Linked DNA regions of Homo sapiens: regions 1, 2 and 3 are each linked to region 4. A link is a contact called in ENCODE Hi-C or POLR2A ChIA-PET data. All regions are on one chromosome and are shown on one strand. The core of a region is the stretch at or near the end of the contact, and the rest is flanking DNA. Distances in the headings are between cores, read along the strand shown. Region 1 overlaps NAV2 (neuron navigator 2). Region 2 overlaps NAV2 (neuron navigator 2). Region 3 overlaps NAV2 (neuron navigator 2). Region 4 holds the start of NAV2-AS2 (NAV2 antisense RNA 2).

The links. Hi-C counts contacts between places; a loop is a spot of excess contacts on that map. ChIA-PET counts read pairs that join two places held with the same protein, here RNA polymerase II (POLR2A). Pooled maps may share reads with other maps.
Region 1: a loop to region 4 is called in a map of psoas muscle, with 3 times the contacts of the local background. The contact joins the enhancer-like site here to the promoter of NAV2-AS2 in region 4. A Hi-C loop is called at or near these places in 14 of 168 maps with a recorded cell type or tissue (Caco-2, HepG2, PC-9 and 7 more) and 5 of 50 pooled maps. POLR2A ChIA-PET finds 5 or more read pairs at or near these places in 8 of 52 experiments (A549, CD4-positive, alpha-beta T cell, H1 and 4 more).
Region 2: a loop to region 4 is called in a map of breast epithelium, with 12 times the contacts of the local background. The contact joins the enhancer-like site here to the promoter of NAV2-AS2 in region 4. A Hi-C loop is called at or near these places in 7 of 168 maps with a recorded cell type or tissue (HepG2, aorta, breast epithelium and 4 more) and 1 of 50 pooled maps. POLR2A ChIA-PET finds 5 or more read pairs at or near these places in 3 of 52 experiments (BJ, IMR-90 and PC-9).
Region 3: a map of uterus shows a loop between it and region 4 (5-fold over the local background). The contact joins the enhancer-like site here to the promoter of NAV2-AS2 in region 4. A Hi-C loop is called at or near these places in 16 of 168 maps with a recorded cell type or tissue (HepG2, IMR-90, K562 and 13 more) and 11 of 50 pooled maps. POLR2A ChIA-PET finds 5 or more read pairs at or near these places in 6 of 52 experiments (A549, AG04450, HEK293 and 3 more).

What each region holds. Positions count from the first base shown.
Region 1 is chr11:19,999,202-20,002,197 of GRCh38, forward strand. The region is part of intron 11 of NAV2 (neuron navigator 2); the gene reads left to right. Among named protein-coding and RNA genes, the nearest start is that of NAV2-AS3, 19 kb to the left of the region's middle. RefSeq lists enhancers at 600-1,469, 1,470-2,338. Within about 2 kb of position 1,415, at least 7 of the 41 ENCODE cell types and tissues checked have a DNase peak (open chromatin) inside an H3K27ac peak, as active enhancers do; they include heart right ventricle, where a contact is called at or near this core.
Region 2 is chr11:20,088,968-20,091,907 of GRCh38, forward strand. NAV2 (neuron navigator 2) reads left to right here. Exons shown (of 38, transcript NM_145117.5): 27 at 1,898-2,051. Among named protein-coding and RNA genes, the nearest start is that of NAV2-AS2, 41 kb to the left of the region's middle. Within about 2 kb of position 1,309, at least 3 of the 41 ENCODE cell types and tissues checked have a DNase peak (open chromatin) inside an H3K27ac peak, as active enhancers do.
Region 3 is chr11:20,109,535-20,112,305 of GRCh38, forward strand. All of the region lies in intron 36 of NAV2 (neuron navigator 2), which reads left to right. Among named protein-coding and RNA genes, the nearest start is that of DBX1, 50 kb to the right of the region's middle. RefSeq lists an enhancer at 2,039-2,771. Within about 2 kb of position 1,514, at least 30 of the 41 ENCODE cell types and tissues checked have a DNase peak (open chromatin) inside an H3K27ac peak, as active enhancers do; they include IMR-90, PC-3, PC-9 and 5 more, where a contact is called at or near this core.
Region 4 is chr11:20,047,888-20,050,605 of GRCh38, forward strand. NAV2-AS2 (NAV2 antisense RNA 2) reads right to left here and starts at 1,416. Exons shown (of 2, transcript NR_046672.1): 1 at 1,087-1,416. It overlaps NAV2 (neuron navigator 2), which reads left to right. Exons shown (of 38, transcript NM_145117.5): 15 at 841-1,308; 16 at 1,949-2,014. RefSeq lists enhancers at 554-1,067, 586-1,785.

The DNA.
Region 1 (2,996 bases), core at 165-2,664, 49 kb before region 4:
ACCCTGCTGTTGTGGCACACAGTGAACCCACCCACTCAGTCCTCAGCCAGTCCTCAAAGAGAGATAACCATGGCCCAACTTGCCTTCAAAAAAATCGGGTTATTCATGTTCAGGAACTTCTCTTGTGGGAGACTGACTGGTTTAACCCAGTCTATTATTGCTTTGGGAAAATGTGGGGTTTTTTTGGATGGAGTTTTGCTCTTGTCACCCAGGCTGGAGCACAATGGCGCAATCTCAGCTCACTGCAACCTCAGCCTCCCGGATTCAAGCAATTCTCCTGCCTCAGCCTCCCCAGTAGCTGGGATTACAGGCACCCGCCACCATGCCTGGCTAATGTTTTTGTATTTTTAGTAGAGATGGGGTTTCACCATGTTGGCCAGGCTGGTCTCAAATTCCTGACCTCAGGTGATCAGCCCATCTCGGCCTCCCAAAGTGCTGGGATTACAGGCGTGAGTCACCGCACTGGGCCAGGAAAAATGATTTTAACCTATGTGACACTCTTACAAGTTCAGATGCTGACTGTGCTGCTACGTAGAGGTCAGTTAACCATCCTGAGCCCCCATGTCTTCATCGGGCTGCTGTGAAGATTAAATGAGACAGTGCCAGGCACAAGGTTAGCACAGTGCCTGGTCCAGTCAGTGCCCTTGATCAATGGCAGCAATTTTTATTTAGTCATGATCAGAATGCTGATTTCACAGATAAGGAAAGTGAGGCACAGAAAGTCTAAGATACCTAAATCGGCCAGGATATACATGTGGGTCCTCTCAGCCCCAGGTCCAGCACCGTGGCCACTGGCCTGTGTCACCTCCATGGTGCAGTGTCCCCTTCTCTTTGTGATCTGCTTTGGGAGGTCTCACTCAGCTCTTATTCCCTGACCTCTGTCCTTGGGGAACTCTGGCAATGAAAAAAAGGCAGAAGATATTTAAGGCCTGAGACCCTGATGGATAACTGGCAAAACCCGAAGTAGTTAACACGCTCCACATCCTGGCAGGAGGTCTCAATCTTTGGAACTGGCAGACTAACCACCGTGTAACAACATCAGAGGTGCAAACCTGTTAAAATCCCCAGCAAAGGTCTTGAAACAGAACATGAAAGGGTTTATGACCCTGTGGATTTGAACTTCTCATGGAGCCAAGCTATAATTCCAGCTCTGTTTTTGGAAGTAAAGATCAGAACCATAATTTGAGGAGGGCCTCAGAGCATGCACTTATTATGTTTCAGGACACAAGCTGTGGGATGAAGCTGCCTGGGGGAGGGCCCGGGGTACCGACCAGGAAGGGGTGTGGAGGGTGTGAGGAGAGTAAAGCAGGGTGTCTAGCTGAGGCAATTAAATGTACTTGCTTCTCAGTTTAAACAAAGGCCTCAAGGAAACCTCCCAGAGGGCTGCGTTCTTAATGATCTGGAATAAAGGGGTAGTGAGCAAAGCCAGCAAGCTGGGGGAGCTAATGGGAGCCCTGGCCTTGAATGTCCCTGCAGGAAGTCAGCTAGGGAGGCTTCTGTACACAAGCAGCACTTGTCATGCTAATGACCCAGCCTCTCTGGTGCCACAGAGGTCAGCTCTGAGACTTCAGGTTTGAGCTCCACTGGAGAGCTGGGACGAACGCTTCCTCTCCCTCCCTCATCCACTGCTCTGTAGCACGTCCTTGTGTGCTGCGGTTCCTGGCACTGTCTCTCTGCTCTCACTGCTACTGTCCTGCTGTGCCCGTCCTGTTACCCAGCGCATCATCCCAGCACAGCCACAGTGATCCTCCTGAAATGCAGATCTGATCCTGTGTGCCACCTGCCTGCTGAAAACCCTTTGTGGCTCTGTGTCACATACAGGATAAAGTGCAAGCCTCAGAGATGACCCTCCAGCCTTGGCCCCTGCTATCACACCCGCCTCGTCCCCAACATCTAAGCCGGCTGCACCAAACACTTGGCAGTCTCTAGCACGCTCCGGGGTATTGTAAACCTCCATGCCTTTGCCCCCTGGGATGCCCTCTCCTGACCCTTCTTTGCCAGGCTAACACATCCTCTTCCTGGATTCAGCTCCAATGCCCACTTCTAGGCATCTCAGGCCTAGTAAGTCCCTTCCTCAGGGCTCCCAAAGGACCCCGTGCTATCCTTTATTTTAAGTCTAACCAAATCTTTACCTTCTTTTTTCCTATTTTCCCTGTTGCTTGGCTTGAAGACAGGGATTATCTTATTTATCACTGGGTTTTCAGGACCCAAAAATATGATGTCTGCCACATAGTCGGTGCTCATTCAGCACTTACTGAAATGAACTCCAGTTTTAGATGGATGGGTTATCTCTCTCCATCCAGAGACCTTGGCTTTTTCACTATGAACACTGTTGTTTTTCTCACTCTCAGGACTGTCTCAGCCCTTAGCACAGTGGGTGACACAGAGTAGGTCTTCAGTAAACATCAGGGCAAGCCACCGCATGTTCTCACTCATAGGTGGGAATTGAACAATGAGAACACTCGGACACAGGAAGGGGAACATCACATACTGGGGCCTGTTGTGGGGTGGGGGGAGGGGGGACGGAAAGCATTAGGAGATATACCTAATGTAAATGTCGAGTTAATGGGTGCAGCACACCAACATGGCACATGTATACATATATAACAAACCTGCACATTGTGCACATGTACCCCAGAATCTAAAGTGTAATAAAAAAAAAAATCAGGGCAAGCCTCCCTGAGATGATGTGGGGGTGTGGCTGTCCCACCTGTTTTAATCCATTCAGGCTGCTATAACAAAGTAGCACACATTGTGTGGCTATAAGCAACAGGCACTTCTTTCTCACAGTTCTGGAAGCTGGAAGTCCAAGGTCAGGATGCCGGCATGGTCGAGTTCTGATGAAGGCCCTCTTCTGGGCTGCAGAAATTCGGACTTCTACTTGTACGTTCACATGGCAGAAAGAGGGCAAGCTAGCTCTCTGGGATCCTTTTTATTAGGCACTAACTTCACTCACAAGGGCTCTGTCTTCATGACTAATCACCTTCCAAAGACTC
Region 2 (2,940 bases), core at 59-2,558, 41 kb after region 4:
CAGTTTTTGCAAGCTCCTCCTGCAAACCTCCCAAACCGAAGAAAAAAAAAAAAAGCATGGTTCTATCAGTAAACCTCACAAACCACAGGCTATTCAAAGTACAGAGAGCTGAGAAAGAAAGGATGTTGCAAATTCTAAAGACATTTCTGTCTCGCCCTTTTAGTCCTGAATCTATTGGCTTCAGTCTCTCAAAAGTGTGAGATGGAAATAATTAGATCATTTTCAGGAGTTCTTTGGGTTTTTCAATAAGATTTTGAAGCTAAGAATCTTCCTTGGTGACTGGTAACTTTTAAAAACATAAGGTGGTTTTACCGTGTCTCTCAAATCAAAAAAGTTCAGGTTCAGGTCAAGAAAAGAGCAACAGAAACATTTGGCTATTCAAGTGTTAAATTTTTCTTCCAGTTCTTTCTGCCCCCGAAATACAATTTCATCTCTTTTAACAATTTTATAAATCATTTTCCTTTGGGAATTAAAATTTCCACACCCTCACCCAGTTTTACAGGTCAGGTTTTGTTTGGCCCCAAACCCATAGCTTGGGTCTTGGAGAGCCAGACTCATGTGATCATTTATTTCTGCAGAGACCACATGCTCATCATCTCCTTTAGACATAATCAGCTTCAGCTTTGTAACTTTATGAACTTGAGAGTGGGGGTGTTTGGGGTTGTTTTTCTGTCTTCAGTCCAAGAAATGTCAAAGCTTTCTATTCTGGATCACCCAGTAACCCAGATGCTAAGATCGTCGAAACTCACAGAACTATTTTTTTTAAGAGAACTATCTTTCCTAACATTGCAATTCATCACGACTTGTATGATCTTCTACTTTGTGCTGATTTGCCAGGTGTTTGAAGAGCAAACCTAAGTAACTAAGGAGCCTAAGCTAGAAGAACCACCTCTTCAGAAAGAGGAACTCAACAGGGTCCCATGGTGACCTTGACCTGGTGTGCAGCAGGGAAAAGAAGATAATTAGCCAGGCTGTTGCAGAGTTTTCAGATACAACTTTGGCTTGCCTGTCACACCATCCCGTCTGTTCTCTAACTCCCTGAAGAGGTTTCCCTTCTTGCCCTGAGTGTGTTAAGCAGTGTGGGGGCTGAGAGAACTAAAGAAGGTTGATCTGTCTAGACACTTTTAGGGGAGTGAGTTTTCAGAATGTGATCAGGAACAGATTAACACCTTCCACGCATATCTTTAGGTTTCATCCCCATTTTGGCAAATAAAAATCACCCCTCAGTTGTTTAATAAAGAAGTTTCTAATCTTTAAAACTGTAAGCTGACCCTGCTTCTCTGAGTCGGTTTGGAACTCAAGGGCGTGTGGTGTCATGGAAGCCCAGCTGTGTACACATGGTGGGGGAGGGGGTTATCAAACTGGAAGGTTACTACTCCCTTTTGCCAGCTCCTGCTTATCCTTATATTCCTGGAATTTTGCTGAAAGGCACACCAAAGCCATTCTGATTGCCAGAGCTCAGCAAAGAAAGAATGTAGAGAATGAAATCTTGTCTCTAAAAATAAAAATAAAAATAAAATTTAAAAAGTGAAACCACAAAAAGCAGGAAAAGAGTGAAAGACAAAAGTAGGAACTCAGGAAAAGAGTGAAAGACAAAAATAGGAACAAAGAAAAAGGACAACAAATAGAAAAGTAACAATACAGTAAATAATAATCTAACTATATTAACGATTTTAAACATCAGTGGTCTAAATAAACCAATTTAAAGAAGAAAAAAAGAATACAGAGAAGGAATAAAATCTGTTTTCAGGTGCTTTTGGCATTGTCACCCACAGGAAGCACCAGGCAGCTGGTTATTCACAGTTACTGCTAAACAAACCTGATGATTGATGTGGACCAGTGTTCAGTAGGGGACTAAAAGGAGCTGCTTTCATCAGTAACATTCCTCTTTCCCTAGAATTTCAGAATGCATGGATAGTGAAGCTGAGACCGTCATGCAGCTCCGAAATGAGTTAAGAGACAAGGAGATGAAGCTGACGGATATCCGCTTAGAAGCTCTCAGTTCTGCCCACCAGCTGGACCAGCTCCGGGAGGCCATGAACAGGATGCAGGTGAGAGCCCAGGAGCATGGGCTGAGCTCAAGGCTGTCTATGAAGGAGCTCCCAGAGGCTGCTCTCCACTAAGCCCTGAGGGCTGCATCAGAATCTGGTGGCGGCCCTCGCTTTCCCAGCCTTTATCTCTTTTCAGTCCCTCCCACACATTGCTCAAAGACCCAGTCTTTTGGAAGAATAAGAGTACCCATGCTCTTCCTTTACGTAATACTTTTGGTGACTCCCCTGGTGCCTGTGGCATGTGGTACAGTCTCCTTCAGCTGGCCTTCAAGGCCTTCTGCAGGGTCGTTTCCACTGTTAATCCACACCACCCTCCCCAGCTCCTCTTCCCAGAATCTACTCGCCAGCCAGATGGAGTCGCTGACTGCCCCCTTTGCATCCTTGGAAATTCCTCTTTCATATTGTTCCCTCCACTGGGTATATTCCTCTGCACATCCAAGTTAGACCCTTCCCTTAATGCTCGGCCTGATTCCTTTCCAAGTCTTGCAGCTGGAGAGTTAGTACCCTTATCTGAGTATTCCTGTAGATTTGTTCTTACAGCCCCTCCCACCTTCTGCCATGGAGTGAAGACATTTGGGTCTTCTGGGCTTTTTGCATACCTTTCTGTGGACATAGCACCAATGCCTTGCACATTGTAGGTTCTTCATGAATATTCGTAGAATGAAAGATACCTCTAGAGTCTGCTGGGATCTTAATGGAGTCAGTGTTTCACAAAGGAGGTTCCCTGAAACACTCTTTCCATGAGAAGCTCTATGAAAGGAGAATACCTTGATCAAATATGTTTGGAAAATGCTGCACACCATGTGCCTCTGTTCAATTCATGGCGTAGAGGAGCTCATTAAAGATTCTGAGAAGTCCTGCAGGAAAGAAGCCTGTAAAAGCCAGAGTT
Region 3 (2,771 bases), core at 264-2,763, 62 kb after region 4:
CAGTGGAAGCATCTCCTACCTGCTGGATTCTTGCAGTCTGTCTCATTTCAGAAGCTTCTCTCCTCTGTTCTCATTGATGGCTTCCAGGGAGTGTGATATGCCCAGCACCTCTGGGAAACCCAAGCTGCTTAAGAAAAGTAAAGAGAATTGCAGGCAGATGAGGTGGACTGTTTGCCCCTGATTCCACCTCACCTTCTCCCATTTGCTTCATCTTTGCTCTAAATGTGGTCTTCTGGTGTAGGAAGGGGAGTGAACCTCAGAGTCACTGGGAAGAACTCACGGGCTCTGCTGAATAAAGGCCTCCCCTGCCCTGGAAGGCATTAACCAGGAAGCAGGGAGCCTGTCTGTGCTCCAGCCTTGCGCTGCACTTGAGCAGGCCCCTCACTGGTTAACAGTGGTTGGCGGTGCCAAGGCCCTGCTCCTTTGGACCTGAACCTAAAGGAAGGCTTTCTGGGCATGGCTGGAAAGGAACTCCCCTTCCCACCTAGGAGAGGTTGCTGATGGAGCTGATCATAGAGGATCATTGGGCGTCCTTCCCACCATGGGAAAGTGAGGCCCCAGCCATCTGGGGCAGGGAGCAGAGACATGCTCCCATCTCAAGACTCACTAGTTCAGTGTGAGGCAGGAAAAGTCATCACTGCTTTGTGCTTAGAGGTCATTTGAAGGTTAGTCTTTCAAGAGTGTGGAGCTGCAAAGGGAGGCGGCCAGAGTTTGCATCCCACTAAGTGGCTCAAAAGTGAGTCACTATGCCCCAAACTTGTGACCTCGCCATCCTGATCAGCCCAGGAGACTGTATAGACTGCGGATTCCTGCGGAAGCTTGCTGTGTTCTTCATGCCTCTGGTTTTGAAGGAACATTTGGTGATGTTTTTTGAGGGCCTGCTACTTGACAGGCACCATTAGGGGCCCGACGTGCATGATCTCATTTAGTTCTGACAGCCCAGTGAGTCTCTTAACAGATGAGGAAACTGAGGCTCACGGACGTTCTTGCCCCGTACCATGTCCACTCAGCAGGGTATGGTGGAGTGCGTGTTGGTGCCCAGGACTAGCTGGCCCCTTGGCTACTTCTGTTATTTTCAGGCTATCCTGAGGACACCCATCACTCCACTGAGAAGCCACAGGTGGCTTGGGGAACCAAATACTGAATTTTATAGAGTGGAGTTCTCCCTATGATTTCATTTGACAAAAGGATTCCTTTATTTTTAAAAAATTAAAATTCCCTACTCTCCTTTGTGTTACTTTGAGTCCACACCTACTCTAGGGTCACCTGCCCCTCACCTAACCCGGGTAAGTGGCCATGAAGTGAGCACATTGCAGTTCAGAGTGAGGTTCTAGGCTGAGAACAGGTGGAGTCCCTAGAATGGGTTCTGACAGGGCTACCGTGCACCAGGAGCTGGGATGGAGCGCTGCCCATGGTAGTATGGATTTGGTGGGAACGTAAGGAGACCTGCTGTCATCAGGGGATGAGGATGGCTTCCAGGTAGCCCCTCCCACAGGTACACCCGTGCCAGGAGGAAACATGATATCGCCCTCTAGTGAGCATAAGGTAGCACTGCAAGGGCGTGTAAGTGCAGATGCACTTGTGGAACTGCTTGGAGGACCTTCCTGAATGTGCAGCCGATGCATCCTTCTGTGATGTGCACACCCTCCCAGGAGCCCCCTGCATCCCACAGTCAGAAGGCTCACAGTGGCCCAGGTTTTAGTTTTCAATGTCTCAGCTCCCTGTTGTCCTGCTCCCATTTTTCCTGACCCAGTGGGGATGCCAGGTTCCTTCTCCTGCCTTAGGGAAAGTGAATGTCCTCCCCTCTGTGTCTGTCTGTCCAGATGTCTCTGCTGCTGCCCTCGGGGCCTGCAGTGGAGCTGAGGAGCTTTATGATGTTTCCTTTGCTTACCACAGTACTTACCCAGCCATTCATCACCCAGACTTGAACATGTCCAGTGACAAGTGAGGAGGCTTGTAAAAATATTTTCTGTTCTTGCAGATGATGTTAACATGTACCTAATGTGCATTTGTCTTATGACTCAGTCCTGAGCCCTGCTTCCCTTTGGAGCTGTCATTGGAAACACTTGCCAAAGTGTCTAAAGTCTGCAGGGTAACTCAAAAGGCCTTTCTCTGTGCCCAGGGCAGGCTTGGTGCCTGCAGGGAACAGGAACAGTGCAGAGTCAGTGTGGGGCCATTTATCGGATTATCCAGCCTGCTCTGAGACCCCAGACAGGTCTCCCGTCTCTTGGCCTTGGGTTCTCCATCTATAAATTGACAAGTTTGGACTAGAAGAGTGTTTTTTCAGGCTGGTTTCTATGAAGCCCAAAAGTTCCCCAGTCTACTCAGTTGAGGACCAGAGATGAAGAGCAAATGTTTGAAAACCATGGTGCCAGATAATCTCTGAGGACATGTTCAGCTCCAGGAGTTCTAGCCTCTGTGATTCTGCAGCCCTGAGCATGTCCTCATCCAGGCTGTAGAGTGGAGACAGAAGCAGTAGCTGTCACAGAAGCAGTAGCTGTGAGGGTTTGGTTCAGCCTCATGTGAGGTCTGGCTTGGGAAATGCAGCCCAGTTTCCACAGGGAAAGACCTCAGAGGGAGAAACTTCTCAAAATTGCACAAATGGTTCTAATGTGGAGCAGCCTTCTTCTGCTCCAAATATCCCACTTTTGCATTCTCTTCTGCCCTGAGACACATGCCCACATACACACAAACTCATGCCCCTCACACGATTCCTTCCTGCTCACACAATAATTGCTTTTCAAATGCCAGACTGAGCTCCTAGGCCTGAG
Region 4 (2,718 bases), core at 166-2,665:
GCATTACTAGAATGTGGACAATTCTCTGACTTAAAGATAATTTCAACATTCTACCAGAGAGTTCTCTGCCAGTGGAAGAGGGGGCATTTATGTCATTCCTTGTAGTCTGATGGCACATTTTTGGCCACGAGCAGGGGAGATGACATAGAATAGCATTTCTGTGTGTCTGTCACAGAGACACAGTTCCCACCCAGTGTGTCTGGTCTAATGTCTTGTGAACCAAGCAAGATTTCCATGTATGTCACTGGATAAGTAAGCTCTCTGGCTTCAAAAGATACATCTTTCCAGTTGCGTTTTCTATTGTGGATAAATCTCTGAAGACATTTTTCCTAGGCCCCCTCCAGATCTAAATTCATGCTCTTGATTCTATGTATTGTGCTCAGAGGTCAAGAAACCAAATCCCTTAGAGTTGAGCTGTCATAAACTGTGTGCCTGCTTTATGCCTGGGGCCGCAGAGACAGAGATGATGAAGACAACCATCTTCCTGGGCCAGGGCAGTTTTCTAGTTAGTCTATCTATTGAAAGAAAGGGAAGCAAGATCTTGGCCCAGTGTCATGTGAATAGGCCTGTAGAAAATTATTACTCATGGCTCTTTGGCTCAGATGGAGTCAGAGTCTCAGCTGCAGCTTAGAATTTGAAGACGGCAGCCTGTGATGCACTAGTGTCTAGGCCCACTTTATGGCTGACCTTTCCCTGAAGTACCGTTAGCCATTTCAGTAGGAATGGCTGTGCTTCCTTCCCCAGGAATTCTCACCAACTCCTCTGCCCTACCCTTCTTTAACAGTCCGGTGCCCCTTGGCACTGGGTGTTCAACCTACACAACCCTTTGTCTCTTCACAGACTCTTTGGTGGGAAGCCTACCAAGCAAGTGCCCATCGCCACAGCTGAAAACATGAAAAATTCGGTGGTCATCTCCAATCCTCATGCCACCATGACTCAGCAAGGTAACCTAGACTCCCCGTCAGGCAGTGGCGTCCTGAGCAGTGGGAGCAGCAGTCCTCTCTACAGCAAGAATGTGGACCTCAACCAGTCTCCGCTAGCCTCCAGCCCCAGCTCAGCCCACTCGGCCCCTTCCAACAGCCTCACCTGGGGCACCAACGCCAGCAGCTCCTCCGCAGTTAGCAAGGATGGCCTGGGCTTTCAGTCTGTCAGCAGCCTCCACACCAGCTGTGAGTCCATCGACATCTCCCTCAGCAGTGGAGGGGTCCCCAGCCACAATTCTTCCACTGGCCTCATCGCCTCCTCCAAGGACGACTCCTTGACTCCCTTTGTCAGAACTAACAGTGTGAAGACCACACTGTCAGAAAGGTTGGTGCTGTGCCTCTGGCTGCCTTTCTCAGAAAGACACCCTTCCAAAAATAAAAAGATTAGCTTAGGAATCCCAAATGTCGAATAGCCTTTGCCTGTAAGATTTCTCTCTTTCTAATTACTGCTGTCTTTCATGGGGAAGCCACTTCAGGATGGAATCAAGCTTGGCTCTGCTCCCTGTTATCTTTTCCTCTGTGGTTATTTTTGGTGCTTGGAGCTGCTCAGTCTCTCGGGGGCAGATTTATGCTACCATTTGAAATGGCATTCAGCTTTTGAAATCCTTCAGTTTTATCCTGTTTGTTCATCAACAGCTTCTTTTCCCTCCCCTTGTAATTGTGCAAGCAGAGCAGGTGACTGGGTGCAGACATGGAGTGTTTAGTAGGATGCTCTTTAGACAGCTGGGTAGGTTTGTTGTCATTGTGGCAAACACCCTCCTCCTGGACTGATAGGAAATCAAGAAATTAAAAGTGTTCTCAGAGCCCTGGATTTCTCTGCAGCAGGGATAAATGTGTCCAGTTTCTGCATATAGGGAAGAAAGCGAGGATCAGCATGGGGAATGAAAAAAATGTATATAACAACACCTCTCCTTTCTTCCAAGCTAACGTTCCTTCTCTTGTTTTCTACCTGCCTGGACTTCTAGCCCTCTCTCTTCCCCTGCTGCTAGCCCTAAGTTCTGCAGAAGTACTCTGCCCAGGAAACAGGACAGGTAATGACATTGCAGGCCGGGGACCAACCGAGCCTCTAGGTTCTTCTGCCCATTCGTTGTCAAGCCAGATGTCTTGTGCGAGGCTGTTGGCCTAAGCCACCTGCTTGTGTTTGTGGCTCTAGTGTACTCTGTGACACATGGACATGCCAGTGAGAGTCTGTTCCTCTGTCTGCTAAAGCCCAGGGAGAGGTGGAGTTGGGCTGGCCTCTTCATTCCCATTTTGGGAAGGCGACCTTAAACCCTGCCACTTGATCTGGGGCAGCGGAAGCTCTCGCTTGCATCTCTTGTGGCCTCCTGTGGCATGTTCCTGCTTTTCAGCTTCCTTCCCATTCCTTTTGCCACCCCCAACCCCAAGCCCAGAAATGACCTGCCACCCACTGTGTAGCTTGGCCCTCACCTTTGTCTACCCCTCCCCATGCAGCTGCCTCTTCTCCCTTTCAAAATCCTTTGCTGAAGTTTGGCTCATTATGTCTTGCAGACTGTTGTGTTCTGTGTGCCCATTTCCTGCGATGATAATGAAAAAGAATGTGTAGAGTATTAAGACTTTACAAATGTACACGCTTGTGTTTGCCCCCAGCTGTAGGTGGGCCTCAGAGATGGATACTGTCCTTAATTTTGTGGGGGAGTGATGACCTGGCCAAACATAACAAACAGATGTTGTCTCCTGCCAGAAAAAAAAAAAAAAAAAAACCTTCACCCCATCA